Linked DNA regions of Homo sapiens: region 1 is linked to region 2. The links are chromatin loops, found by intact Hi-C in ENCODE. Cell type or tissue: Caco-2. All regions are shown on one strand. Each heading gives the region's core, and the rest is flanking DNA. Links, peaks and the distances in the headings are about the cores only.

What was found. A loop is a pair of places that touch in the nucleus more often than their neighbours do. Peaks named below come from ENCODE experiments on the same cell type or tissue, not always from the same donor. Only the 100,000 strongest peaks of a DNase experiment are listed, where the experiment ranks them.
Region 1: a loop joins it to region 2, with 2.3 times the contacts of the local background. A loop is called at or near these places in 2 of 110 quality-filtered maps.

What each region holds. Positions count from the first base shown.
Region 1 is chr15:38,208,211-38,223,416 of GRCh38, reverse strand. No RefSeq gene overlaps it. Among named protein-coding and RNA genes, the nearest start is that of SPRED1, 37 kb to the left of the region's middle. In Caco-2, for the core only: no CTCF peak of the experiment used is centred there; a DNase peak (open chromatin) is centred at 6,436.
Region 2 is chr15:38,118,792-38,133,997 of GRCh38, reverse strand. No RefSeq gene overlaps it. Among named protein-coding and RNA genes, the nearest start is that of LINC01852, 53 kb to the right of the region's middle. RefSeq lists enhancers at 3,677-3,806, 3,937-3,986, 13,836-14,025. In Caco-2, for the core only: no CTCF peak of the experiment used is centred there; a DNase peak (open chromatin) is centred at 6,597.

The sequences.
Region 1 (15,206 bases), core at 5,478-7,977, 89 kb before region 2:
GCTTGCATGTAAGGAGGCCTAGGCACTCTGGGAATCGAAGGCCTGAAAGTGGCTCCACTGGCTGAGGGCTGGGCAAGGTAGCAGCGCAACATCTACTTCTGCCTTTTTCTCCACAGTCTCCTCAGTATTCCCTGGAGCAAATGGAGAGAGGTGTTGGTTGTTTCCCCCTGAGGCTGGAGTATATTGCTGTCTAATCATAGGTTTCAGAAGAGTAAATATAGTGAGATACATAAACTTTCCCTCTGTGAAAAGGAGGACAGAGATTTACAAACTGAGGTGTGTTTTTTGGCTACTGTCATTTAAAGGCATGAGGCTGGCTGGGTGCGGTGCCTCATGCCAGTAATCCCAGCACTTTGGGAGGCCGAGGCAAGAGGATTGCCTGAGCTCAGGAGTTCAAGACCAGCCTGGCCAACATGGTGAAAACCCGTCTCTACTAAAAATACAAAAATTAGCCAGGCATGGTGGCAGGCGCCTGTGATCACAGCTACCTGGGAGGCTGAAGCAGGAGAATCACTTCAGCCTGGGAAGCGGAGGTTGCAGTAAGCCGAGATCGCGCCACTGCACTGCAGCCTGGGCAACAGAGCAAGACTCTTTCTCTAAATAATAATAATAATAATAATAAATAAAGGCATGAGGCCTTTGGCTGTGATGGAGTCCTTTGAGCTTAGCCTTTCTTGGATTCCTTCTAACCTTTTGACGGAGCTATCAGGTCAGCAGCCCACTCTCAGACCATTTACCCTGAAGGTGAGCAACTAGCTTACCACAGTCATAGATGTTTATAAGGATGTAGACCATCTATGCCTTTGGCTTGACATGAAAAGACAACAGAATATAAACAAAATAATTCATAGGAAAAAGGGCCATTGAAGAGCTTTCCTCTTTCCTTTTCTCAGCATTGTCAGCAATTTGTTTTCTTTTTCATGACATGCTAAATAGGTATCAGGCATAATACAGTATACTAGGTTGTCAGTATGTATTCAATGAAGGATTGTTGGGTGATGAAAGGGCATCCCAGTTTAAAATATGGAACTCTCCAGACCTGGGCTTATTCATACTGGGAACACCTTCTGAAACATCACATATACCTCAGGAGCCCTGACAGCAGCTTTCAAGTCTTAAGGAATGCAGCTGCAGATGCTCCTGGTTAGGTGAGACTGATTGGCCACAGCACTGGCTGTCTGGAGCCTGCCTCCCTGGTCTATTTGTTCTCTAGCACACTTTGATGGATAGATGCCAGAAGGTTCTGGTGCCTTGTGGGGCCAACTAGACGGTCAGGGAACTCCACCCAATCCAAGCTGATTAGGCCAAGTAGGCAGTAGTTAACTGTGTGAAAGGTGAAGGAGAGGATTCTGGGAAAGATACTGTAAATGCCCTCGGCAATGAGTTTTCATAAATTCATCTGGCCACAGAGTGTATACTAGCTCCATATTTAAAATATCTTAAATTTTAAGAGTAATTTATGTTTGTCATTTAACAAATGAAAAAAGCGTAGATGAATATAAGGTAAAAAGTCCCCCTCCGGCCGGGCGCGGTGGCTCATGCCTGTGATCCCAGCACTTTGGGAGGCCGAGGCGGGCGGATCACGAGGTCAGGAGGTGGAGACCATCCTGGCTAACATGGTGAAACCCCGTCTCTACTAAAAATACAAAAAATTAGCCGGGCGTGTTTTCGGGTGCCTGTAGTCCCAGCTACTCAGGAGGCTGAGGCAGGAGAATGGCCTGAACCCGGGAGGCAGAGTTTGTAGTGAGCCGAGATGGCGCCACTGCAGTCCGGCCTGGGCAAAAGAGCGAGACTCCGTCTCAAAAAAAAAAAAAAAAAAAAAAAAAAAAAGTCTCCCTCCTGTGTGGTGATACCCTAATCCTACAATTTGAGTAAGCACAGCTAACAGTGTCTTGTTTATCTTCCCAGGAGTGTTTAGTGCATGTATAACCGGTATAGTGAAGGGGCTAAGACTAAATAAGGTGAAATCAGAAGAGTAGCTTTATTTTTTTCTTTAACCCAAGCCCTTCAAACCCATTCTACCAGTCTCCCTCCATAGACCTTGGACAGTATTTTGAGCAGATCCTATGGGTTTTCCAAACATGTCTAGATGTTAAAACATTCTTTTATTTTAAAATGTATTTAAAAGGTCAATCTGATCAAAATCAAAAGTTCCTTCTCATATCTGACTTTAAACTTCTACCCTCTCCTTAGCTTAGGCCTGGCCTTGGCTCAGAAATCTGCAGTGAGGAGGAGGAAGGTGGAATTTGGCTTGTCTGTCCACTCTGCCTTGCTTTCCCACTCCTCTGGATCCCCTGCTGAACCTGGCTACTCCAGGACCGGGCTGAGGGGCAGGAGGAGAGGTAACAGAACAAGGTCTTGCTCAACAGGTGCTTTGTAATCAGATCAGTGCCCTCTGGATAGTGCATACCTCATGCTGGCTTTTTCCTTTATGGATGGTTTTGTAGGTTTTTCAGAGAATGCCCTCTGCTGAAGCAGCACTTTTGTTCTCTGTTCAATGAATCATTTGTTTTGAGAGATGCTCTCTCAGCTTAGCAGAATGGTTCCCTTCCTTCCACAGAATGTTTCAGCTGGGGTTATCTTGGCCTGGAAGCCAGCTCTCTGGGGGCAAGTTCTTTTCGAGATAGCACTAGCCTGGCAATCTTCCAGGAGGATCACTTAGCCCATGGGAGAGCTTGGCATCATTGCCCCACAGAAGCATGGAGGAACAGCCTATTCCAACCAGAGCCCTCTTTCTTTGCTTTATCCTAGCAGGTCATTCTGGCCACCCTTCAGCCTTTTCCAGGCAACAGGCAGGCACTTCGTTCTGTACCCCTGAGTTCTAGGGAACAAAGGTCAAGCTCACCCAAGGGTTCTCTCACTACACTCTTACAAGAGGAGGAAGCCTTCTGAGTTTTTGAAGATTGGCAACAGTCAAGCTGGGGGTGGGATGCCTTTTCTCCCTCTAGTGAGCCCCCCATTCTCTCCAAAGTTCTCTCTTTTCCTCTAACTTGGCACCCTGTGCAGCTTCTCTCATGAGGCGGGCAATCCCCTGGAGCTCTAACACTATTGGGCCAACAACTCTTATCCAGGTTCTCCTCTTCTTCCTCACTCTGATCAACCTCTAGTATCCTCTTACACAGAGATTGATGGTAGGTGATGGGCTAAGGGTCACAGTATAGGGTTTTGTTCACCATTTAGCAAGTCCTAAATGGATAAGATAGCACCTCTATTTAGAACATGGGGGAACATGTTACTTACTGTTATCAATTTTGAAACCTCAGCCCAAATTCAGAGACAACAGGAAAAGTACACACACTTCTAAATATTGTATATCCTTTTCTTAACTTCAAATGGGAGTATACTATTCTTACTGTTTTGAAACTTGTTTTCTTCACTCAAGAACATATCTTAGACATCTTACATTGTCCATATGTACAGATTACTGTATCTTTCTAATGGTCTATGCACTGTATGTCCATTTTCAGGTTTCCATTATTACAAACAGTGTTAAAATGAATAATCTTTGTACACTTTTGAAAGCGTATCTGTAGAATAAATTTCTACAAAGAGAACAACTTTGAATTCATAAGTAGGACTTTAATATGTCTTGCCAATTTGCCAGTTTTCTATCAGTTTTCGCTGTCACCATTGAGGTATAGGATACCCATTTCTCCATACTTCCACCAAAAGCATTGAAATGTTTTTCAATGTGATAGGTAAAAAAAATCTCTACCTTATTTTAGTTTGTGTTCAACTGTAAACATGGCTGAACATCTTTCCATATGTCGCTTGGTCTTTGATATCTTTTGTTCCAAGTTGCCTTTTCACATCCTTTGCAAGTTTTTGTACTCATGATTTTCATATTGATTTTTAAAGAGCACCCCACATTAAGGACATTAGCCATTTTCTGATACATGAAATGCAAACATCGTCTCCAGTTCTTGTTTGATACATTGGCTTTGTGTGTATCTTTTATTTCTCTTCTCCAAAGAAGTTTTACAGTTTAATGCAGTAAATTCATCACTATGCATTTGTGGCCTCTGGATTTTATGATATCCTTAGGTTATGAAAATATTCCCCCATTTTCTTCTAGTGTTTCAATGGCATCATTTTTTTTTACATTTAAGTTATTGATCTTTATGGAATATATTTTAGGGTAAAGTGTGAGCTTATTTTTATCTAACAAAGCAAACTTTTACATTTATTTTTACTTATTTTTCATTTTAAAATAATTTTTAATTGACTATTTATTTATTTATTTATTTATTTATTTTAGAGATAGGTTCTCTCTCTGCTGCCCCGGGTGGAGTACAATGGTGTGATCATAGCTCGCTGCAGCCTCAAACTCCTGTGCTTAGATGATCCTCCTGCCTCAGCTTCCTTAGTAGCTGGGAGTGTAGGTGCATACCAACGAATTCAACTAATTTTTTTATTTTTTGGAGAGATAGAGTCTCACTATTTTGCTCAGGCTGGTCTTGACTTGCCAAGCTCAAGCAATCCTCCCACCTTGGCCTCCCAAAGTGCTGGGATTACAGGCATGAGCCACCACCCCCAGCCCTCAAAGCAAACTTTTTGCCTCTCAGACTTCAGTAACTCCTCTTTCTCTTCTTCACATCACTAAATGAAAATCTAAATCCCTTTAACTACAGCTTCCCACACAGCTAAAGGCAAAAGCAAATACAAAAGGTAAATTTTGTGTGTGTGTTTTAAATAATGCCCACAGCCCACTTTCCAGGAATCTTAGCCTGAATTTTCTGGGCATTGGTCTCATGGACCAGTGCTTATTTTCATGGCAGTTACAATGGGTTTTCAGATCAGGTGATAAAAAGAGGCAAGAATATTTGCTCCTTCTTATTTTTATAGCAGATGCCAGGAGAGAGGAAGTAATAGGCCCAAGGTCATAGAACAAATTAGAGTGTTGAAATCCAACATTCTGAGCCATCAAGCCTGTTGCACTCATCATTGGACAATATCTTGTAAAAAGCACAGGTAGAAAGCATTCTTCTTATTGCATCACTCACCAAATTACATAATCCACAACAAAAACAGCTAGAGGGCAGTGGGCAGGGTAAAGCTTAGCCCATTGAAATGCACAGATGTTTTAGTGAATTGGGAAAATGGCCTGCTCATAGAGATCATATATAATAATTGACAATGTGAGTCAGAGTTGGGCCTCATTCAGAATTAATCTTATCCTCTTAATGAAATTGCTGATTGTTTTGACTTGCTCCTCTCTGCCTGTTTCAAGTTGCCTGACAGTGTGTTCCAAAGACAGTCCTGCTGGTCTGAGGCTCTATTCTCAAGTGCTGAATTATAGCGTCCATTAAGGAGTTCAGAAGATCTGTTTGGAGAGGCAGGAATCCAGCAAAGCTTCTAATTTTTCCATGATGACTGATGGATTTGGAGCACTCTTAAGGGGCGGCTGTATAATGCTAAGTGTTTAGCATGTGCCAGATTTGTCACCTTACATGAACCCTGTAGCTACCTTTTATTCCAATCTCATCTTCATAGGCTACCAAGAAGTGGTAGGTGGGAGGGGGGAATAGGAGGGAACTGCTGCTTCCAAGGGAAGAAGATTTCTGACTTTGGGAGTAGGGAGAGGTGGGAGGGAACGTGGGCAGTGAAGGGGGAGGCACCAAAAAAAAAAAAAAACCCTGCCTGTGTCCTAATTACCTGGAATATTCCCTGCTTGGATTTCATAGGTCATTAGATTTCTTCCAGAAATGTTGTTTTGCAAAGGGTGTGTGGAGTAAGCAGACCTGCTGGTGAATAGGACATCCCTTCCTAACAACAGGATATGGAAGGGTTCAGCTCCAGGAAGATCTCTGTGCCCAAAATGGTGGAAAGAAGTCGGAAATGGTCTCTGTATGACCAGCTGCTATTTTCTGTAAACTCAAGTGGCTCTGGGGATCGGCCCCAGCACCTCGTAATACTGGGAGACAGTGTTTAATCTTAGGTGCCTGAAGTTCTTCAGTTAGTTTGTGGTTTATGTGGTTAGTGCTGACAGCACCAGCTAAGTTGGAGTTACAGGCAGTGATTGTGCTTGTCATAGAAATGGTTCATTCCTTGATGTGCTTTCAAGTGCTGTGTCCTATGAATCCTGTTGGCAAGAAAACCATCCTCCACCCTAGCACTTACTTAATAAATATGTCTTGAAACACAGCCAAAAATGCATATGTTTGCTGTGCTGTTAGATTCCTTCTTGAAAGGGAAAAGCTCTTCTGAAAGTGATGCACAAAGGATTCTATTAATTAGAAGAACTTATAATGTCTCCCTATGGAATAAAGAAAAAATAATAGCCTGTATTGCTACTCCACTAGTTCCTTTGTTGGACAACATGTATTGCTTTTGCTCCTAGCAAAAAAATTGCTGCTCTGACCCCTCAGTTGTCTCTCTTATCCTTCTGCTGTGCACATACAACTATTCACTAATGTCAACAAGACTTATGAGTGCATATCCGGTGGGGCGGAGGCAAAGGGACTAGATCCCAAAGTCAACATCTTCGCAATGCATCCCAAGATGAAAATGATCAAAGTCTCATTACTCTTCAATGACTAAGAGAAAACAAGGTAGCACATTCAGGACACAGGTTAGAGATGAAACAGAAGATTTTAATTTGTTTCTGATTTATGTTCGTATATGCACCAGATCCAAAAACATTTCAAGTCAAACTTGTCTCTAGGTATGGTAAAATAGGGTCATTGGAACTCACTTGAAAATAGAATTCTAGAAAGTAATTTAAACTTCCAGAAAGCTGGAGGGGGAAAGAGCAGCCATCCAGGCAGAAATCAGATGCTAAAGATTCTGAAACACACTTGGGTGAGTATCATCAGAAGAAAACATGTGTGTTGGATAAAGTAGCTAGAGAGAGGCCTCCATGCCTCTGAGGGAACAGAGAGATTCCTTAGCTTGTTTCTGCCTTGATGAGTTGATGACACTGTAGTTAGACTAAGAGGGGCTCCTAAGAAGACTTAGTCTCAATTCTAAAACCAGTGCTTCCAGACCTCCATTTTATTCTGGGGATAATACACTCCTATTTTCCTTTGTAAGTTATACTGTGTATTCTGTGTCCCCTACAGATTTATACCCCACCCTTTTCCACTCTGGACCCTATGAGGCTGATGTCTATGGCCTACATCACCTGGGCTCCCTTGCCTCTGGCTTTTCTTTGGGTTTGGCTAATGGAAGTGGCTGGCAAAAAGTCAGAGGGCGGCAGGAAAGAGAGATGGATCAACTTTTTCCCCACTGCCCTTGCTGCCAGGCCTCTGTTTATTAGTGGCTGTGTTCCTTAGAAAAGGCCACAGCTCCTGTCAGGATCCTTTCCCACTGTTCAGGTCTCCCTGGGATCCAACAACCACCCCTTTCCCTTAGCTGTCAGGCCTAGGATTGCTAGTGTCTTCTCTCTTTTGCTAGCCCAGAGATGTTTCACCATCCTTCCTTGGCTTTCCTTAACCAGTCTTACTCTTTGAATGAGCTATCTGTTTTCTGCTAGAATTATGACGTGGATATCCATCCATATCAGCACAGCTACTAAGAACAGAAAGCAAGCAGCCAGTCCCTTATCTGGATCCAACAACATACTTTACAGTGTTGTGGGTTTCTGGTAGTTGTTTTACCTTTGGAAATGTTGTTCACAGGCTCCCATTACAAATGGTCACTTCTGCTGTGTTTTACCTCTATCCTCTGGCCATATTAGCTGTTAAGTGACAACCTTGGCCTATCTGCTCTGACTCTTTCTTGCTTTGGATAATTTAAGTAAGTGCTTCCTATGAGTCAGGTACTGTGCTGAGCTTTTTACTTATATATTTTATTAAATCATCTCAATAAATAGGTACTATGTTTGTCCATAGGTCACAAATGAGAAAACTGAGGTGCAGAAAAAGCTAGTGAAAGTTACACAGCTAGGAAGAGCAGGCATTCAAATTCTGTTCTGCTCTAAACTGCAAACCTCTGTGCCAGCTGATCCTCTGGCTTAGATCTCAGAACTCACTATCATTACATGCCATGTTTCTACATACATTGGTGCTTCCCTTGTGTTTTCTAAACCATGGGGTATCTTAGCTATTCAAACTGCTCACTAGGCTTCTAGTCCTGGCCCATCTCCTGTTCCTCCCAATCTGGAGCTTGATCTCTGTTTTAGTTTGCTAAAACTGCCATAAAAAATACTCCTGGGGGGCTTAAACAATAGAATTTATTACTCATGGTTCTGGAGGCTGGAAGTCCAATATCAAGGTACTAGAATTCTAGGTTTCATTCTGAGGACATTCTCTCTGAGGCCAGTTGCTCTGTGTGTGTGTGTGTGTGTGTGTGTGTGTGTGTGTGTGTGTGTGTACATAAGGTTGTCTTTGTGCACATGAGGAGAGTTCTCTGGTGGCTGTTACTCTTCTTAGACACCAGTTCTATCAGATTAGGGCTCCATCCTTACGATTTCATTTAACCTTTATTACCTTCTTAGAGGCCCTGTCTCCAAATATTCACATTGGTGGTTAAGGCTTCAACATATGGGACACTGTGGGAACACAATTCAGTCCATACAGTACCTCTTTAGGAACCCAGACTTAGCATTGATTCCTGAGTCATCATGGTCAAAAACAAAAATCAGATCCTCTAGGGTAGGAAAAAAAATTCCCTCCCCCTCACACCTACAAGGTAGGAATCTTTCTAAATTCTTATAAACAAGTGATTTTTTTTCTAAATTCTTATAAATGAGTGAATTTTTTCAAAAGCATTTGGAAATATTACGTTAAACTGTACATATATGAGGACCTTGATTAACAGAATATTTATTTTTAAGGCATCCCATTCTAACTTCAGACAGAGCAACATTATGTCATCCTAGTAAGATGCGGTCTATGTCATATTTAATATTCTGTGTGAACTTACACGTTTCTGAAGTAGACAGGATTTATTTGTACAGCATGAGAAGGGTGTGGAGAGGAGAGCTGCCAGTCATAGATAAAAACATACTTGGAGGTGTTTAATTAAGAGAAGAGAAGAAAAGAAAAAAGCTTTGAGGGTGAAGAGAAGGGGATGGATGAAATATTTTATCCTTTGGCAAATGTGTTTTCTGTGAAAAATTACAGGATTAAAAAAGTGGTCATGGAAGCTGTTTACCTTCCTTTCCTACTTCTACTCTTCATTCTCATAAATCTGACAAGTTTATTTGTTTCTGCTCAGTTGTACCTCTGGAGAAGAAGATAGGGACTATCTATAGTGGACTAGTTCCAGTTAGCTAGTTCCTAAAGTAAATCTGGCACTTGATAATGAAGAATCTTCACACATTAGGTTATTTTAACTTCCAAGAATCTGGCTAATCTGGTAGAAGTACCATAGCTCTCCAGAGGAGCAATTTATCACTTTGATTAGAAAAAGAAAGCCAGTATTATTTTATACATGGAGAAAAATGTAATAGAACATTATTGGAAATGATTTGCCATTGGTATATATTTTTAACTTGGCATGTGTAGATATATGGAGTATGTCAACATAGACAAATCTTCGTGTTTTGTTTTGTTACAGTGCATGCTATAGCAAGGGAATCTAACAGCACCAGTGGTACTGGCTGTTGGGTTGGGGACATACCTCAGATTAGGTAGCCCAAGCCACTTGTGTTTCTCCAAAGTCCTGTGGGTGTTTTGAACTGAGAGAGTAACACAAAAAAAGAGCATGGGGTCTCTGGACAGTTACAGGTCTGGAGCACCTGGCTCCTGGGATACGTGAGGTAGAACTTGCTGAGACGCAGTGATAGGAGGTTTAATACTCTGGTGTGTCTTAATAGTACTAGTGTAGAAAATCCATCCCTGTTATTACTCTGATCTTTTCAGGAAGCAAAGTCCACAGTCTTTCCCAGGCACTCTTTTAGTCTGTAGTGCTATTATGTCCAACAGTTCTCTATAAGTAACTCCAATCACTTATGCTAAGTGTAAGCCTACTGTCTTTTGTTCTAACTACAGTAAAGCTAAATGTCAGTGAGTCTGCATAATGATTCTTGTCCTTGAAAACTTTCTCTTGCCTTTATTAAATGCATTGTTCCTCTCTGAGTTATAAAAAGACCAAGGAAAAAAGAAAGCAACAAAATGGATGTGTCATTAGAGTGAATATCTTCAGAAAGTTCCTCACACGCCCTGGATTTTCTGATTTTTACCTCTTATATTCTGGAATCGAGGGTGATATGAACACATAACCAGAGCATGTCATTCTTTTCTTCATGAGCAGAAGGGAGGGGTTTTGTGAATTAAAAACTCAAATGCTAATGCCATGGAAAAATTATGACTTGGTATCACAAACGCAGTCAGTGTTTGTGCAGCCTCTCCTACTATGTTTAAACTATAAAACAGAACTCCTGTCTCTTTACATAAGCATAGTGGTATCACAGGGAACTACTTATGTGAGAAGGCTTTTCTCTCTTTCCCTAGTTTTTCCTTCTCTTTTTTAGTGAGTGTGGGGGAAGAGTTTCAGCTCTTAGATGTTGGCCTTTATAACTTCCTTGTTGAAATTGTGAAGTTCCAAAGTTAATGTTTCCCTCAGGGAATTTCCTTGACAAGCAAACAGTTCTTGCCTTATTCTTCCAAGGTGGGAAACATTCAAGGAGGGAGGTCTCTCAGCCACAGCTCTTCCTGGAACATCTCCCCACTCCACTCTGGAATGTGGGGCCTATGGGGCCTGTGGCAGGTGGGAAACCTGTGGAACACAAAGCCCAGTTGTCCCTCTTCTAAAACTTTGCTTTGTCTGTTCAGAAACTGTCTGGATTGAGCTGGTGTCTCAGCACAGAGATGCCATGAGAATCTATGGGAGTAGCTACTCTATCCTTGGGATTGGTCAATGTATTGTCCCCAAGCCTGAAGGACAAAAACCTCACTCATTCACCTGTGCCAATAGACACTTGTGATGGTTAATATTACGAGTCAACTTAGCTAGGCTACAGCACTCAGATATTTGGTCAAACATTATTCTAGATGTTTCTTTTTTTCCTTTCTTTCTTTTTCTTTTTTTTTGAGATGGAGTCTCACTCTGTCATCTGGGCTGGAGAGCAGTGGTCCCGTCTTGGCTCACTGCAACCTCTGCCTCCTGGGTTCAAGCAATTGTTTTGCCTCAGCCTCCTGAGTAACTGGGATCACAGGCACATGCCACTGTACCCAGCTAATTTTTGTATTTTTAGTAGAGATGGGGTTTCACCATGTTGGCCAGGCTGTATTCTAGATGTTTCTGTGAGGTGCTTTTTAGATGAGATCAACATTCAGTCTGTAGACATTGAATAAAGCAGATTACCCTTCATAATATGGGTGGGCCTCATCCGATCAACTGAAGGCCCTAGAAAAAAAGACTGATCTCCAAAGAAGAGGGAATTCTGCCAGCACACTGCCTTCAGACTCAACTGCAGCTCTTCCCTGGGTAGCCTGCAGATTTTGGATTTGCCAACTTCCTCAATCAGCTCCACAATCATGTGAGCCAATTCCTTAAAATCGGTCAGTCTCTCCCTCCCCACCCTCCCCCAACCACCTCTCTCTATACACATATATGCATACATCCAGTTCCGTTTCCCTTGAGAACCCTGGCTAATACGGCATTGACCATACCTTAAAATTGGTTCTTAAAACTTGATCAGAAGTCTATTTGTGGAAGACAGCTATTTGTATTCTACTTGAATAAGTTGGCAATACAACACTTTTCAGGCTGTGGTTCCACATGAGGCTGATAAGAAACATGCAGTCATAGGAGAGACCTCAGGTATAGTGATTTATTCTCCACAACTTGGCTTTCTAAATCCGTAATCTTATTGTGTTGTTCATGTGCTTAAAACTCTTTACTGCCTTCAAGAAAAAGGGTCAAAATGATTAATGTGGCCTATGAGTAGCATGATCATGTAATTATCCAAATGGGAACACTTTTGAGAGTTAAGAGGAGTGCTGTTAATAGGATCCCTGTATCTATAAGATTCTGTCAGTTCTGACCCTTACCTCCTCTAGCTCCACATTCCCCTCCACTCACTTTGTTTAAGTGCCATGCTTCTTCCTGCTGCTGGGCCTTTGCACATGCTAATCTCTCTGCCTGGAATATTGCCCCTCCCACCCAAGCATCCCCCACTCTATCTAGCCAGTACTTCCTCATCCTTCAGATTTACCTCAAATATCACTCACTTAAAGTCTCCTTGGTTTTGGTGTGAAGTTGATATGTTCTCAAAACAGCACGCACCTTTGTAGCACATGCCATTTTGTAATTCTACCTTTTTACTTTTATTTGGGTCACTATTTGATTCAAATTTGTCTCCCCAGCTGACTGGAAGCTCCACCAATGCAGGGATTGTACCTGTGGTTCCAAGGCTTATGTGCTTGGCACGTAGTAAAACTTCTTCCAAATACTTAGTAAGTAAATAATTGAGTGAATCCTAACCATTTGAACCCCTTATAAGTGAAGTGTTATTTTCATTGGCTAGAGGTTAAGGAAGCCAAGGTTGATATATATGCCCTTGGTCACATCGTGGCAAAATTGACACTTAACCCTAGGTTGGTTGACCCAGAGTCCATGCACTTTCCTCAACACCAATCTGTTTTTCTCTGCACCTACAGAAACCAAAGGCAAAACTCCTATCTGTGGGCTTCTCATATTGTCTCATCTCTAAAAGCACATCCAATCCTGACACTACTAAGAGAAATGAGAAAGCTATCTCTGTACTTTCGACGGAACCAATCTTAGAGTAATTGTCTGGAGATTATGGAACCTATTGCCTCTGAATAATTGAGTAACAGAGTGAATCATATCACTTGAAGGTGAGAATAAGTGTGTACAGAATTTTTGTTATCCCCAGATTTTAGAGCGTAAAATGTTTGATCTCATGAAGGGAAGAAAATATAACACGGTTATATTTCATAAAAAATTGAGATTAAATCTCATGTTCTATTTTTATGCAACTTAAGGGTGTTTTAGATATAATTATAAAGAATCAGAGCAACTGTTTCCTAATTGATTCCTAAGTAGCAATACTAAACCCTCTCTTGGTTATCAGGTAGATAATTTCATGATTCCATTTCATTTTAGAAACACAATAGCTTAAGAATTGTGCAGCCTTCGGTGGGTATCATGTAATGAGCAGATAGCTCACAGACAGGGAAACTTACAAAAATCTGATCAAAATGGTCTTATAGTCCTGTCTCCTTAATTTCATACCCACAGGGCAGATTCACAGCCAAGTCTGAAAGACTTGACAAAATAGGGTTACATTGGAAATGCTGACATGAGCTCAGCAGAGGAATGGTCTTACTATATTGCTGTAACAATCTGAGCAAAAAAAAGAATATTTGTGTGTGTGTGTGTGTGCACTAATCTTCAAGCTACCTCTACGTGACTTGAGAATATGCCACTGAAAGCAACATAAGTTGGCCACATAAATTGTGCGTACATTCCTAGTGAACAGGGCTCTTGATCACATTCCTGCCAATTATGTTGTTCTTCAAAATATCTGAACTAAGTCTTAACATGTTAAGAATGCTCAGGAAAAAGGATAAAAAAAAGTACCAGTGGAGAATTTTACTTCTCTGTTATGAAAACAGAAGAAAGAGGGGCTTATTGGAATAGCAAGTCAAGACTGTTTGCAGGCGACTTCTACTCAGGTAAAGTGACTGATTTATAAGTTACTATGAGATAAATTTGGGTTGACTTGATGGCAAAGAACTTAAGGGACTTTAGGAAAAATCATTTTGGTAGTACCTATCCTTCCACAGGACTTCTTTTTTTCTCATGACATTTATCTTACTCTGGGCTGAATAAATATTTGTGTTTCTACTTTACTTTTCATATCTGCACTCCCACCTCCAGCCCCTTAGACTTATGTTGCCAGAGGGCAAGAAATATGTTTTATTACTCTTTTAATACCATATGATACTCAATAAACTGCAGTGAACATAGCAAATGCAAAATACGCATAAACTGGCTAATACGATTTAGTGCCAGGCATGGTGGCTCATGCCTAATCCCAGCACTTTGGGATGCCGAGGCGGGCAGATCACCTGAGGTCAGGAGTTTGAGATCAGCCTGGCCAACATGGTGAAACCCCGTGTCTACTAAAAATACAAAAATTAGCCTGGCTTGGTGGCAGGTGCCTGTAATCCCAGCTACTTGGGAGGCTAAGGCAGGACAATCACTTGAACCCAGGACGCGGAGGTTGCCGTGAGCCGAGACCACGCCATTACACTCCAGCCTGGGTAACAAAAGCAAAACTCCATCTTAAGAAAAAAATTAATAAAATACTATTTAGTAACTAGCGACCTGAACACTGTAGAATATGGGCAGACGAGATATGTTCTGGCAGGTAAAATAATGACAACTCTTGACATTTTGAGAGCAATCTGGGCCTAAGATTCTTTGTGTGTTTTATTATTAGCCTCTTGAGCACTGGGGCTCTTAGCCTGGACCAGGTCACCTGCCAAACCAAATTGGCAGAATTGTTTTCCCTTTACAGGATCACTTAGGAGCCAGTTAATGCAATCATCCTCACTCAGGCTGTGCAGTTAGGCAAACTTACATTTGAACCCCAGTTTTGCCAGTTACTGGCTGTGTAACCTTGGGCAGATTTCTTCACCTCTCTAAGGGAAATAGTCTAGACAGTTTCCAGAGGTGAGTGCCTATGGCTGGCAGGCTTTCCATATGCTCCCAGCATTTGCGTAAGTGAGCTATGTTCACTTACAAGGCAACAGAATGGGAATATTTGGAAGTCAAAACACATTTTTTGGACACAGAAGAGAACCTGGAGGTGAGTGGGCTTGGAGTTTTGTCTAGGACTTTGGCATTAGCTGTCATCCTAATTTTATCTGGCAAAGTAGGATAGAAAGCAGCAATTAGCCCTTATGGTTTGATCTGCAAACTGCTTCTTGTGCATTGAAAGTTGATTGACAATTCTGAATGCACACCATATATAATCCTGAAGCTCTACTGCTGAGGTTGCTGCTGGGAATCCCAATATTATCTCCACTCCCTTGAACTGTGCAAGAACTGTGGAAACCCCCAGATGTTGCTTCTTCCACACTGACCCGTGATAGGAAATGAACATGTTACACACTTCTAGGTTTTTAGGATTGGGGAAATGGAATAACTGACATTTCTGAGAAGTCCATGTGACCCACTCTAAAAGTCTGAGGTTTCAGATTAGATGTTGGCATCTCACATCCTAAACTCTACCCTGTGCATTAAGAGTTTGATGTATATGCATAGCTGATTATGTGTCCCCAGTG
Region 2 (15,206 bases), core at 5,121-7,620:
GATTCTTAAAGTGTGATCCCTGGATCAGCAGCATCAGCATCACCTGGTTGAACTTGTTAGCGCTATAAATTATGTCCCATCCAGCTTGACTGAATCAGAAACTCTGGAGGGGAGACACAGCCATCTGTAGTTTAAAAAACTCTCCAGGAGACTCTGATGCCTGATAGAATTTGAGAGTAATTGGTTGAGTAGTGAGAAAATGACTGTAGAATCAGTGAGGCCTGGCTTAAATACTGTCTCTGTCACCTTTAAACTCTTTGACCTGAAATAACTTACTTAACATTTTTAAAGCCTCAGGTTTTTATATATAAAAAGGGGGTAGTAGGAGCTGTTTTATGACTGCTTAATGTTTAAATTAAATAATATAGCTAAAGCGTCTAGTATAATAATTGTCCCATGATATGTGCTCAATAAATGATAACCATAAACAATAATAATAATAATGATACCCATATATAATAATTTCCAGTTGATGGAAGTGGAAGACTGCTTTTGGCAGTCTCTCTGGATATTGTTTTGATTATACATAGAATAAAAAAAGTTACAGGGAAGTATAAAAAAATCCTTAGAATCAAAATATTGTAAGAAATGGCAAACAGAATCAACAAGAAAAAGGAAAGAAAAGAAAAATGATCAAGAGAGATAAATTTATTATGAGAGGATAAAATTCCAATGAAATTATTTGAAAATGTGGTACCTATATTTTGCAATACAATTCACAAGTTTTTTGCTTGGTTGAAAATAGAGACTTGGACATATTCAAAGTTTGAGTGGTATTTAATTTGCAAATTATTATCTTTTTTTATTTATAAGATTATTATTGAGCACCAACCACAGAGTAGGCTTGGTGGTAGATACAGAAATACAGAGATAAAGGACAGAGTATTCCTCACCTAAACTAAGCTAAGCTCAAGAGTCTAGTGGGACTTACCAGACACTACCAGGGTGATATCTAAAACAGGTCAGGTGATTTTTTTTTTTTTTTCAGACACAGTTCAAGCGATTCTCCTGCCTCAGCCTCCCAAGTAGTTGGGACTACAGGTGTGTGCCACCACGCTAACCTAATTTTTTTGTGTTTTTAGTAGAGATGGGATTTCACCATGCTAGCCAGGATGGTCTCGATCTCCTGACCTCTTGATAAGTGATTATTTCTTTAGGATTTTAAATAATTTATAATGGGAGGGATACAAAGAGGGAAAGCTAGATGAGCAGCTAAGATGGCCGTCAGTGTTTAGTGTGTCTGTGAACAAAGAGAAAGAGATTGTCTTCAGCATCAGCATTCCTTAAGTGGGCATTTCTCCTGGAATTTGTAGCCCTGATTTTGTTGAAGGTTTCACCAAGCCAGATCCATTGAAAAACTGTGTTTATTACTTTGGTTTTTCAGGGTAGAATTTCAAATTTGGTTTGATGCTCCAAATGTGTTGGTGATCTATACATTCAAGGCAGTGTGCTAGGTGCTGGGGGTACCAAAGATGAACAAAATGTAATCTTTGTCCTGAAAGAGTTCAGTGTCTACTGAGATAGATGCATATACTCTTAACAACGGTGTATTTTATAGCACTTTATAGTCAAAAAACACTTTCACGTAAATGATCTTAATTGGTCTTCACAATAGCCTAATGAAGTAAGTAGAGTCAGTATTGTCAGCCCATTCTACAGATAGACAATTAGATTAAAAACAATGCCTATTGTTTGTCTGGAGATTTACACTATGTTAACTCCATCCTCTATGTTACTGTCCTTAGGCAATCAATCAACAAGGTTTGTTGATTCTATCACCTACATGTCCCTGTAATTTCTCTCACTATTTCCACCACCACTGCCTTAGTTGAAATAAGTTCATCCTTCCTTGCCCAGGCTATTTCAATAACCTCCTAATTGGTCCCCCTGCCTACAATTTCTACCCACTCCAATCTGCCACAGAATTATCTTTCAAAAACAGCAATGATCATACCACTCAGCTGAAAAATTCTTGCTGGCTCCTCTCTCCACCAACATATGCATGGCATAAAGGCACTTCACAAGGCTCCCCCAATAAAAACTTCAAACCTTACCTCTTGATGTTGATCAACCCTGCCCCCTTGCTAAATACACACAGACTAGATGCTCCAGCTACACTAAACTTATCATATTTTTTCAACCCAATGATTGTTGAATATGAGTATCTACCAAACATTGCATGAGACTTGCTCATATTAACATTTTTAAAACCCAAAATTCAAATTAAACTGGCCATCCTGCTTTTTTCTTTGTTAAATCTGAGAACTCTAGTTCCTACAGACCTAAAATCCAGCTCTTATACCCCCTGGCCATTAAGCACTACCGCATGTGCAGTATCTAGTGACAACCAAGGCTGAAATTCCCACCCTGCCTTCATGGAACTTCCAGATGAGCAGAGAAGGTACAAAAACTATTTCTAGAATTGATATTTAACACTCAAAGCCTACATGTTTTTGATAAACATTGACGTGGTAAACTACAGGCCCAAGGACATGTCATGTACTCATCACATAGGAGAAAATAAATCCAAAACATTTTTTCAGTTGCCTAATGATAAGAATATATTGAAGGCAGTCTGAAAAGCTTAGTTGAAAATGTCTCGGTTACACTTTTACTCAAACTACTACAATATTGAGATCAGCGTAACCTTGGTCAAATTGCTTAACTCTTCTGTACTTCCTTTTAAAGTGTGCACGGGGGAGAGAATGGGGCAAGAGTAGGAGGGTAACCAAACTCTCTTGCCTAATGAAATGACTGTCAAGCTAAACGTGTAATATTAATATGTATTCAGACGAGGGCAGAGGCAAAAGTCAGGCGAGGAGCATTAATTAACAAGTTTTCAGTTCTTGTTGCAGAATGCACAAACCTGGAATTGGAGCCAGGAGATTGCAAAAATGATTCCAGATCTGCATGGTAACAATTTAGACTGACTTCCACTCCTGCCTGAAATTTTGCAGCAGAGGAAGTTCTTTCCCTGGCCGTCTGCCTTCCCCCGCCTCCTCCATCCCCCAGTACCTCAGGCCTCTCACTCCCCACATCTGTTTCCAAGCCAGAGAGCTTAGGGTCACAGCATGGCGCAATAAGCAGCATTAGCAGGCAGCATGAATCAGTGGCAAACCTTTGATTTTAATCCCTTGCCTCTCCTAGAGAGGAAGTGTGGTCTAGTGGTTAACCCACTGAAAAAGCAGCTAGAAGGCAAAATTCCTGGTCCTCTCCATGCCCTTGTTCTATTCTTATTGGGACACGCTGCCTGTCAAACATACTTTTTTTTTTTTTTTTTTTTCCAGCGTCCCTCTACTACATTATTCCCTCAACTGGCTTTATCATAAAACACATGCAGGAAACTGGTTAAACAATTCCTTAGCCTTATTCCAGAATCTCCCAGGGAAAGGCCTGGGAATCTCCATTTTTAACAGTTACTACAGATGAGTCTTTATAATCAGCCTCAGCTCATCTGTATGCCCGTTATACGTCACACCAGGCGAAGAAGAAGCAAGCTTTAAAGGAAACCTAGCCAGGGAACTGAGGCGAAAAGAGTGTATCTACAGAACGATTTGCTTTTACAAGCCCATGTGAGAAAGACGAAAGAGTAGGACAAGGAGATCCGGACTCTAGTTCTGGCTCTGTGTTTCCAGATCTGTGCGAGCATGGACAGGTCAGTGAAACTCCCCTGGTGGCATTCTCATCATCTTAAAAATAAAAGTGATTAGATCATCTCTTTCAGTTCTGTGATTCAATGAATTATTTCTGTGATTTCACAGAAATGCCAAGATGGGCTCAGAAAATCTCTTTTCCTGAAAATGACAGCGGGTGCAGTCACGGAGGTGTGGGCTGACTTGTTTGGGGTTGTGGGAAGACAATGGAGACAAGTGGCAGCCGGGAGGTTTGGGGCCATGGCCGCAAGGAGATTTCTCCCCTCCCTTCTCTCTTAAGGCTCTGCAGCTGGCCTACTTATGCAAAGGCTTTGGTTCCTCTTTCCTTTTTAAAAGCTTTTCTGATTCGTACATTCCCCTGAGGAGCAGAGATTCATCATTTTGCGGAGAACTTGCACACGCTTTCCTGAAAGGAAGAAAGGAGGGAGGGATGGGAGGGGTTGGGTGGATTAGTGAGTAGGCTAGGGTTGGTTGCCAAAGAAATGAGTCTCTCCATGTGTGATAAACATATAACCATCACATTGTTGGCTCTGAATATGCCCAGCAAAACCCTTTGTCCCACTTCCACAATGCCTAGAAGTGTGTTCTCGTTAGTGGACTGGACATCCGCCTACGCATCTGTCTCTGGAGCATTTGGGCATTCTTCCACCCCAGAACAAGTGGGGGTGAGTGAGGAGAAGGAGGAGTGAGTCATGACTGTAGGAAAAGGATGTCTTATGAAGCCAACGCAGAACTAGCTTCCTAGAAACATCATGACAGGTCCCATAAAGCCCACGTTTGGTTCTAATTATAACATGCCCACATTTGAGCATTTTTACAGTTTTCCCATGGTAACAACAGGGTTTCTGAGGAAGAGGACTTTGACTCAAATGTGCTCTATATGTCTAATAGTGTGAGCTGGTTGGACTAAAAAAAAAAGCAGTTATTTTTGCTATTTTACAAAGGAGATACTACTGGCTTGTCTATGCCTATTAACACAGCTATAAATGGGGGATAAGCACATGATATAAATAGGTCAAAATGAGCCAGATAAAATTTAAAAGATATTTTTTAAAGGCCAGGATGAGCAATGTAAACAAAATCAGAAAAAAATAAAAATCTTAAATAAGTGGAATTTGTTTTCCCCCTCAACTTGTGACAAATGGCAAGCTAAAAATAAACAAATAAGCAAGGATTTATTTAAAAAGCAACTTTGGAAGGACGCTTTGAACCATTTAATTCTGGCTCCATAGGCTACACATTCTGATCCTATTAAACCAGGACTGCTCTTTCTGGAGACGATCATAAAGCAGAGCACACATCTTTGAAAAATCAAGTTATGTTCAAGCATGATTTTAGTACCATGTGTTATTTTATTTTATTTACAAAATCTTTGAAAATGGCTAATTCTGAGAAAGTTATTCACAATCATTTGAAATTATATCTTAGTCCTTTGTTATTTTAGACAAATGAACATTTTATTTTTTGAATTAATTCTTTCCTATTTTTTATTATTTAGATACCAGAGATACTAGCCAGAACCTAGGAGACTGGAGTGAAAACCCTTTCTTCCTTTAGTATGAGGGATTCCAGGCTGGAATAACTAGATCTAGGAGACATCATGAGGCAAGAGGGATTTCCCAGGCTACGCTGGAGACAGAGCTGAGGAATAGTGTGTACTCCTGCGTGAAGCCGGCTTGGAGCTGGTTGGAATTTTTTTTTTTAACTCTCTGCAAAGCTGGCATATGTGGCATTTAGAAAAGGAAGAGAAATTCTGCCTATCCATTTTGCAAGATTATCAAATGAGACTTTACTCTGTAAATCTCAGCAGTTATGAAAGTTGGCATGGTTTTTAAACCCCACCACAGGAAGTGGTGATGATCAGAAAACATGTTGGCCATGTTTTGAAATTTTCCAGAAGTATAAGAGATTCTCTTCCTGTATAAATAATAATGACCTCAGGTTTAGTAACTTCTTAGGAAATGATTAAGGCAAAAAGATACATACCTTCCTCAATTTTAGTTTCTTCAGATAAATCCTTGGAATTTTGTATGATAAATTCAGGAAGTTTATTATGGTTTATTTTCATGACAAATGAAGAAATATTAACATGTGCTTGTTTTCCCCCATTTTAAGCATATTTACTTATTTTTACAACAAAATGCCCTCTTACCAAAATTTGGGCTAGAGCAGTAATGTTTTGAGGTGGGACCCCAATATATTGTGGATATTATAGTTGTTGATCAAAGTAATCAGTTGGCATCTGGTGAAGCAAAATATAATAGCTAATTTTTGTATAACGTATATAGCTTACTATGTGCCAGGCACTGTTTCCAGTACTTATAAAAATTGCCAGTATTGTAGATAATCCTCAAAACCACCTTGATTCCCATTTACAGATGGAAAAACAGAGGCACGGATAGGTTATGTAACTTGCCCTGGGTCACCAGATGATAAGAGAAGGAGCTGGGCTACAACTCTGGTAATGTGTTTCATCAGTCCAACCTCTTAATCACCATGTGATATTACCTCTTTGAAAAACTACCAAGAGCCCATTATAGAAAACAGAGCTGAGAGGAATGCATTTAAAAGACTCAAATTCTTGAAACTTAGTCTCAAACACAGACAAGCACTTTTTGAGAAATAGTCAGTAAGAGGAATATGCTTCTAGTGTCAAGAAGAGGAGTTCTTTGGCATGACTGTAGACACCTAAGGTCTTAGATATTGCTTGAATGAGTCATAAGAGGACAAAGGCCATTACTTCATCTTCTTTATCAACTGAAATATCATCCTTATGAAGTATCATAAAAGTGTACTTCCTGTCTATAAGGAACTTGTGGTTTGATAAGATAAAGGTAATTGTTGACATTTGATAAGCCCTTGTTGCAAAACTGCTGTAGATAGGGCATGTAAAAGTGAATAAGCCATCATGCTTGTTTTCAAGGTGGCTGCAGCCTGGATGGGAGATGGATAGTCACCACTGGGTGTGGTAGATGTCATGGCAGGTGGAAGAGAAGGAGTCTGTGAGAGCAGCAGGAGGGGCTCCAGCCTACGCAAGGGATTCCAGGATGTCTTCCCCAAGGACATAGTGCCTGACTGAAGTCCTTCAGAATGGTTTCCCCCCATTTCCACATCGCTCTTCCCTTCTCATCCATATCTGAATTTATAAGTAGTAGCTGTAAATACATGATCTGTTCTTATTTCCTACTCATATGTCTTCCTTCCCACTTACCTCCCAGGTTAGATGCTTGGATCAAGCTCAGCAGAAAAGAGCTAAGAAGCATTGGAGTAGGACAGCTGAATGCCTGGGAATAGATAATTTTTGCATCTGATGCACCCTATCTGTTTGGAGACCACACTACCTTAGCATTCTATGCAGATGGATCTCCTGGCTACTGACCACTTACCTGAGCTTCTTTTTCTTCTTTCTTTTTTATATTGCACATTGTAATTGTACATATTTATGAGGTATATATAATTTAATGTGTACATATATATGTTTTATAATGATCAAATCAGATATTTAGCTTATCCATCACTCATATATTTATCATTTCTTTGCTGTGAGAAACTTCAAAAGTCTCTCTTCTAAGCTATTTTGTAATATACAGTGGCTTACTGTTAACCATCATCACCCAAATGTGCAATGAAACACCAGAACTTATTCCTTCTATCTTATTCTAACTTTGTACCCCTGAGCTTTCTGTTAGTGTTGAGATTTCCTCTAATTTTACCTTCGTTTGCTTCTCGTTTCCCCATATATTCACATGATCTGATTTCTGCTTCCTTGCTTAGTTCCTGTCTCTCTGCTAACTCTAACCTTTGATTTATGTTTTCTTTTGGAGGGCCTTAAATTATATTTTTGCCCCTTGATTTACACACTACCTCCATGCCTCCTGACATGTGCACTCATATATTCCATTATGTCAATTAGGAATTTGAATCTTGGGAGCAGATAGAACTTAGTGCTAGATGCCCAAGAATAGAATCCAAAGTAAAATAGAAATCTTACTGCTCTCCCTTAACTAGAGAAAACTTCTGGGAGAGAAGTAATCTTGAAAATCTTTGACTGTTAACGGCTGTTATATATTGGAACATAGCCTTTTGATGAAAAAGGACTGCTTTAGACTTAGGTAGGCAATTTTAGTTGACAGTTATGTGCATTCCCTTTTTATTTTATTTACATTTTTTAATTTCTTTTTTATTATTATACTTTAAATTTTGGGATACATGTGCAGAACGTGCAGGTTTGTTACATAGGTATACATGTGCCATGTTGGTTTGCTGCACCCATCAACCTGTCATCTACATTAGGTATTTCTCCTAATGCTATCCCTTTCCTAGCCGCCCACACACTGACAGGCCCCAGTGTGGGATGTTCCCCTCCCTGGGTCCATGTGTTCTCATTGTTCACCTCCCACTTATGAGTGAGAACATGTGGTGTTTGGTTTTCTGTTCCTGTGTCAGTTTGCTGAGGATGATGGTTTCCAGCTTCATCCATGTCCCTGCAAAGGACATGAACTCATCATTTTTTATGGCTGCATAGTATTCCTTGGTATATATGTGCCACATTTTCTTTTCTTTTTTTCTCCAAGACAGAGTCTCTCTCTGTCACCCAGGCTGGAGTGCAGTGGCGCAATCACGGCTCACTGCAACCTCTGCCTCCCAGGTTCAAGTGATTCTCCTGCCTCAGCCTCCCAAGTAGCTGGGACTACAGGCACATGCCACCATGCCCAGCTAATTTTTTTTGTATTTTTAGTAGAGACGGGGTTTCACTGTGTTAGCCAGGATGGCCTCAATCTCCTGACCTTGTGATCCACCTGCCTCGGGCTCCCAAAGTGCTGGGATTACAGGCGTGAGCCACCGTGCCCAGCCCACATTTTCTTTATCTAGTTAATCATTGATAGGCTTTTGTGTTGGTTCCAAGTCTTTGCTATTGTGAATAGTGCTGCAGTAAACATACATGTGCATGTGGCTTTATAGTAGAATGATTTATAATCCTTTGGGTATATACGCAGTAATGGGATTGCTGGGTTAAATGGTATTTCTGGTTCTAGATCCTTGAGAAATCATCACACTGTCTTCCACAATGGTTGAACTAAATTACACTCCCACCCACAGTGTAGAAGTGTCCCTATTTCTCCACAGCCTCACCAGCATCTGTTGTTTCCTGACATTTTAGTGATCACCATTCTAACTGGCATGAGATGGTATCTCATTGGGTTTTGATTTGTATTTCTCTAATGACCAGTGATGAAGAGTTTCTTTTCATATGTTTGTTGGCTGCATAAATGCCTTCTGTTGAGAAGTGTCTGTTTATATCCTTTGCCCACTTTTTGATGGGGTTTTTTTTTCTTGTAACTTTAAGTTCCTTGTAGATTCTGGATGTTAGCCCTTTGTCAGATGGATAGATTTGCAAAAATTTTCTCCCATTCTGTAGGTTGCCTGTTCACTCTGATGATAGTTCCTTTGCTGTGCAAAAGCTCTTTAGTTTAATTAGATCCCATTTGTCAATTTTGGCTTTTGTTGCCATTGCTTTTCGTGTTTTAGTCATGAAGTTTTTGCCCATGCCTATGTCCTAAATGGTATTGCCTAGGTTTTTTGGTTTTTCTAAGGTTTTTATGGTTTTAGGTCTTATGTTTAAGTCTTTAATCCATCTTGAGTTAATTTTTGTATAAGCTGTAAGGAAGGGTCCAGTTTCAGTTTTCTGCATATGGCTAGCCAGTTTTTCCAGCACCATTTATTAAACAGGGAATCTTTCCCCATTGCTTGTTTTTGTCAGGTTTGTCAAAGACCAAATGGTTGCAGATGTGTGGCGTTATTTCTGAGGCCTCTGTTCTGTTCTATACATCTGTTTTGGTACCAGTACCATGCTGTTTTGGCTACTGTAGCCTTGTAGTATAGTTTGAAGTCAGGTAGTGTGTTTCCTCCAGCTTTGTTCTTTTTGCCTGGAATTGTCTTGGCTATAAGGGCTCTTTTTTGGTTCCATATGAAATTTAAAGTAGTTTTTTTCCAATTCTGTGAATGGTATCTTGATGAGAATAGCATTGAATCTATAAATTACTTTGGGCAGTATGACCATTTTCAAGATATTGATTCTTCTTATTCATGAGGATGGAATGTTTTTCCATTTGTTTGCATCTTCTCTTATTTCCTTGAGTAGCATTTTACAGTTCTCCTTGAAGAGGTCCTTCACATCCCTTGTAAGTTGTATTCCTAGGTATTTTATTCTCTTTGTAGCAATAGTGAATAAGAGTTCACCTATGATTTGGCTCTCTGTTTGTCTATTATTGGCATGCAGGAATGCTTGTGATATTTGCACATTGATTTTGTATTCTGAGACTTTGCTGAAGTTGCTTATCAGCTTAAGGAGTTTTTGGGCTGAGATGATGGGGTTTCCTAAATATACAATCATGTCATCTGCAAACAGAGACAGTTTGACTTCCTCTTTTCCTAATTGAATACCCTTTATTTCTTTCTCTTGCCTGATTGCCCTGGCCAGAGCTTCCAATACTATGTTGAATAGGAGGGGTGAGAGAGGGCATCCTTGTTCTGTGCCAGTTTTCAAAGGAAATGCTTCCAGCTTTTGCCCATTTAGTATGATATTGGCTGTGGGTTTGTCATAAATAGCTCTTATTATTTTGAGATACGTTCCATGAATACCTAGTTTATTGAGAGTTTTTAACATGAAGCGGTGTTGAATTTTATCGAAGGCCTTTTCTGCATCTATTGAGATAATCATGTGGTTTTTGTCATTGGTTCTGTTTATGTGATGGATTACGTTTCTTGTTTTGCGTATGTTGAACAAGCCTTGCACCTAGGGATGAAGCCGATTTGATTGTGGTGGATAAACTTTTTGATGTGCTGCTGGATTCAGTTTGCCAGTATTTTATTGAGGATTTTCACATCGATGTTCATCAGGATATTGGCCTGAAATTTTCTTTTTGTGTGTGTGACTCTGCCAGGTTTTGGTATCAGGATGGTGCTGGCCTCATAAAATGAGTTAGGGAGGAGTCCCTCTTTTTCTATTGTTTGGAATAATTTCAGAAGGAATGGTACCAGCTCCTCTTTGTACCTCTGGTAGAATTCGGCTGTGAATCTGTCTGGTCCTGGGCTTTTTTGGCTGGTAGGCTATTAATTACTGCCCCAATTTCAGAAATTGTTATTGTCTATTCAGGGATTCGTCTTCTTCCCAGTTTAGTTTTGGGTGGGTGTATGTGTCCAGGAATTGATCGATTTCTTCTAGATTTTCTAGTTTATTTGTGTAGAGGTGTTTATAGTATTCTCTGATGGTAGTTTGCATTTCTGTTGGTTCAGTGGTGATCTCCCCTCGATCATTTTTTATTGTGTCTATCTGATTCTTCTCTCTTTTATTCTTTATTGGTCTGGCTAGTGGTCTATCTATTTTCTTAATCTTTTCAAAAAATCAGCTCCTGGATTCACTGATTTTTTTGAAGGGTTTTTTGTGTCTCTATCTCCTTCAGTTCTGCTCTGATCTTAGTTATTTCTTGCCTTCTGCTAGCTTTTGAATTTGTTTGCTCTTGCTTCTCTAGTTCTTTTAATTGTGATGTTAGGGTGTCGATTTTAGATCTTTACCGCTTTCTCCTATGGGCATTTAGTGCTATAAATTTCCCTCTAAACACTGCTTTAGCTGTGTCCCAGAGATTCTGGTACATTGTGTCTTTGTTCTCATTGATTTCAAAGAACTTATTTATTTCTGCCTTAATTTCATTATTTACCCAGAAGTTATTCAGAAGCAGATTGTTCAGTTTCCATGTAGTTGTGCAGTTTTGAGTGAGTTTCTTAATCCTGAGTTCTAATTTGATTGCACTGTGGTCTGAGAGACTGTTATGATTTCAGTTCTTTTGCATTTGCTGAGGAGTGTTTTACTTCCAAGTATCTGGTCAATTTTAGTATAAGTGTGATGTGGTGCTGAGAAGAATGTATAGTCTGTTGATTTAGGGTGGAGAGTTTTGTAGATGCCTATTAGGTCTGCTTGGTCCAGAGCTGAGTTCAAATCCTGAATATTCTTGTTAATTTTCTGTATCTTTGATTTGTCTAATATTTACAGTGGGGTGGTAAAGTCTCCCATTATTATTGTGTAGGAGTCTATGTCTCTTTGTAGGTCTCTAAGAACTTGCTTTATGAATCTGGGTGCTCCTGTATTGGTTGCATATATATTTAGGATAGTTAGCTCTTCTTGTTGCACAGATCCCTTTACCATTATGTAGTGCCTTTCTGTGTCTTTTTTGATCTTTGTTGGTTTAAAGTTTGTTTTATCAGAGTCTAGGATTGCAACCCCTGCTTTTTTTTTTTTCTTTGCTTTCCATTTGCTTGGTAAATAGTCCTCCATCCCTTTATTTTGAGCCTATGTGTGTCTTTGCACATGAGATGGGTCTTCTGAATATAGCACACTGATGGGTCAACTCTATATCTAATTTGCTTGTCCGTGCCTTTTAATTGGGACATTTAGCCTGTTTACATTTAAGGTTAATATTGTTATGTGTGAATTTGGTCCTGTCATTATGATGCTAGCTGGTTATTTTGCCCATTAGTTGATGCAGTTTCTTCATAGTGTCAATGGTCTTTACAATTTGGTATGTTTTTGCAGTGGCTGGTACTAGTTTTTCCTTTGCTTCCTTCAGGAGCTCTTGTAAGGCAGGCCTGATGGTGGCAAAATCTCTCAACATTTGCTTGTCTGTAAAGGATTTTATTTCTTCTTCGCTTATGAAGCTTAGTTTGGCTGGATATGAAATTCTGGGTTGAAAATTCTTTTCTTTAAGAATGTTGAATATTGGCCTCCACTCTCTCCTGGCTTGTAGCATTTCTGCAGAGGGATCCGCTGACAGTCTGATGGGCTTCCCTTTGTGAGTAACCCGACCTTTCTCTCTGGCCATGCTGAACATTTTTTCCTTCATTTAAACCATGGTGAATCTGATGATTATGTGTCTTGGGGTTACTCTTCTCAAGGAGTATCTTTGTGCTGTTCTCTGCATTTCCTGAATTTGAATGTTGGCCTGTCTGGTTAGGTTGGGGAAGTTCTCCTGGATAATATCCTGAAGAGTGTTTTCCAACTTGGTTCCATTCTCCCCATTACTTTCAGGTACACCAATCAAACATAGGTTCGGTCTTTTCACATAGTCCCATATTTCTTGTAGGCTTTGTTCATTCCTTTTCATTCTTTTTTCTCTAATCTTGTCTTCATGCTTTATTTCATTAAGTTGATCTTCAATCTCTGGTATCCTTTCTTCTGCTTGATCGACTGGGCTATTGATACTTGTGTATGCTTCACAAAGTTCTCGTGCTGTGTTTTTCAGTTCCATCAGGTCATTTATGTTCTTCTCTAAACTGGTTATTCTAGTCAGCAATTCTTCTAACCTTTTTTCAAGGTTCTTAGCTTTCTTGCATTGGGTTAGAACATGCTCTTTTAGCTTGGAGGAGTTTGTTATTACCCACCTTCTGAAGCCTACTTCTGTCAATTTGTCAAACTCATTCTCCATCCAGTTTTTTTTCCCTTGCTGGCGAGGAGTTGTCATCCTTTGGAGGAGAAGAGGCATTCTGGTTTTTGAAATTTTCAGTCTCTTTGCATTGTTTTATCCTCATCTTCATGGATTTATCTACCTTTGGTCTTTGATACTGGTGACCTTCGAATGGGGTTTTTGTGTGGACCTCTTATTTGTTGATGTTGATGCTATTCCTTTCTGTTTGTTAGTTTTCTTTGTAATAGTCAGGCCACTCTGCTGCAGGTCTGCTGGAGTTTGCTGGAGGTCCACTCCAGACCCTGTTTGCCTGAGTATCACCAGTGGAGACTGCAGAACAGCAAAGATTGCTGCCTGTTTTTTTTTCTCTGGAAGCTTCGTCCCAGAGGGGCACCCGCCAGATGCCAGCCAGAGCTCTCCTATATGAGGTGTCTGTCGACCCCTGCTCGGAGTTGTCTCCCAATCAGGAGGCATGGGGGTCAGGGACCCACTTGAAGAGGCAGTGTGTCATTTAGCAGAGCTCGAGTGTGGGCTGGGAGATCCGCTGCTCTCTTCAGAGCCAGCAGGCAGGAACACTTAAGTCTGCTGAAGCTGTGCCCACAGCTCCCCCTTCCCCCAGGTGCTCTGTCCCAGGGAGATGGGAGTTTTATCTATAAGCCCCTGACTGGGGCTGCTGCCTTTCTTTCAGAGATGCCCTGCCCAGAGAGGAGGAATCTAAAGAGGCAGTCTGGCTACAGTGGCTTTGCTGAGCTGTCATGGGCTCCGCCCAGTTTGAACTTCCTGGTGGCTTTGTTTACACTGTGAGGGGAAAACCAGCTACTCAAGCTTCAGTAATGGTGGACACCTCTTCCTGCACCAAGCTGGAGAGTCCCAGGTCAACTTCAGACTGTTGTGCTTGCAGCAAGAATTTCAAGCCAGTGGATCTTAGCTTGCTGGGCTCTGTGGGGGTTGGATCCGCTGAGCTAGAACACTTGGCTCCCTGGCTTCAGCCCCCTTTCCAGGGGAGTGAACGGTTCTGTCTTGCTGGCATTCCAGGCGCCAGTGGGGTATGAAAAAAAACTCCTGCAGCTAGCTCAGTGTCTGCCCAAATGGCTGCCCAGTTTTGTGCTTGAAACCCAGGGCCCTGGTAGCGTAGGCACCTGAGGGAATCTCCTGGTATGCAGATTGTGAAGACTAGGGGAAGAGCATAGTATCTGGGTCAGAATGCACCATTCCTCATGGCACAGTCCCTCATGGTTTCCCTTGGCTAGGGGAGGGAGTTCCCAGACCCCTTGCACTTCCCGGGTGAGGGGACGCCCCACCCTGCTTTGGCTCACCCTCTGTGGGCTGTACCCACTGTCTAATCAGTCCCAGTGAGAAGAGCCATGTACCTCAGTTGGAAATGCAGAAATCACCTGCCTTCTGCATTAATCTTGCTGGGATCTGCAGACCAGAGCTGTACCTATTTGGCCATCTTGCCAGCCACCCACATTCCCGTATTTTTAAGCAAGCTTTATCTCTCTAGAGCCTTTTCTACTGCCACCATCTTCTCATCAAGTAGATTTTACACTGTGTATGGAGATATTTTACACTATAGGTGGAGAATCAATAAAAACTGGCAAGAGAAGGGCATACTAAGAGAGATGCAATAACAAAATCTTAAAGTTTATGTCCCCACCAACTTTATTTTTTTATGGAATACATAAACATTTAAGAGGGACATTTTTGAAATGGCACCTGAGGCAATCTGTAAACAAAAGCTAGTACAGCAGTATTTCTCAGACTCTTCTAATGAATCTCCCACATCAACATGGGACAAGTATGCTTGCTTCAGATTCAAATTTCTGGGCTCTACCTCAGACTTACCTAATCAGAGTCAAACCGAGGGAATCTGAACTTTTTTTTTTTTTTTTTTTTTTTGACAGGGTTTCACTCTGTTGCCCAGCCTGGAGTGCAGTGGTGTGATCACAGCTCACTGCAGCCTCTGCCTCCTGGGCTCAAGCCATCCTCCCACCTCAGCCTCCTGAGTAGCTGGGACCGTAGGCGTGCACCACCATGCCGGGGTGAGTTTTGTATTTTTTATAGGAGCAGAGTTTCACCATGTTGCTGAGGCTGG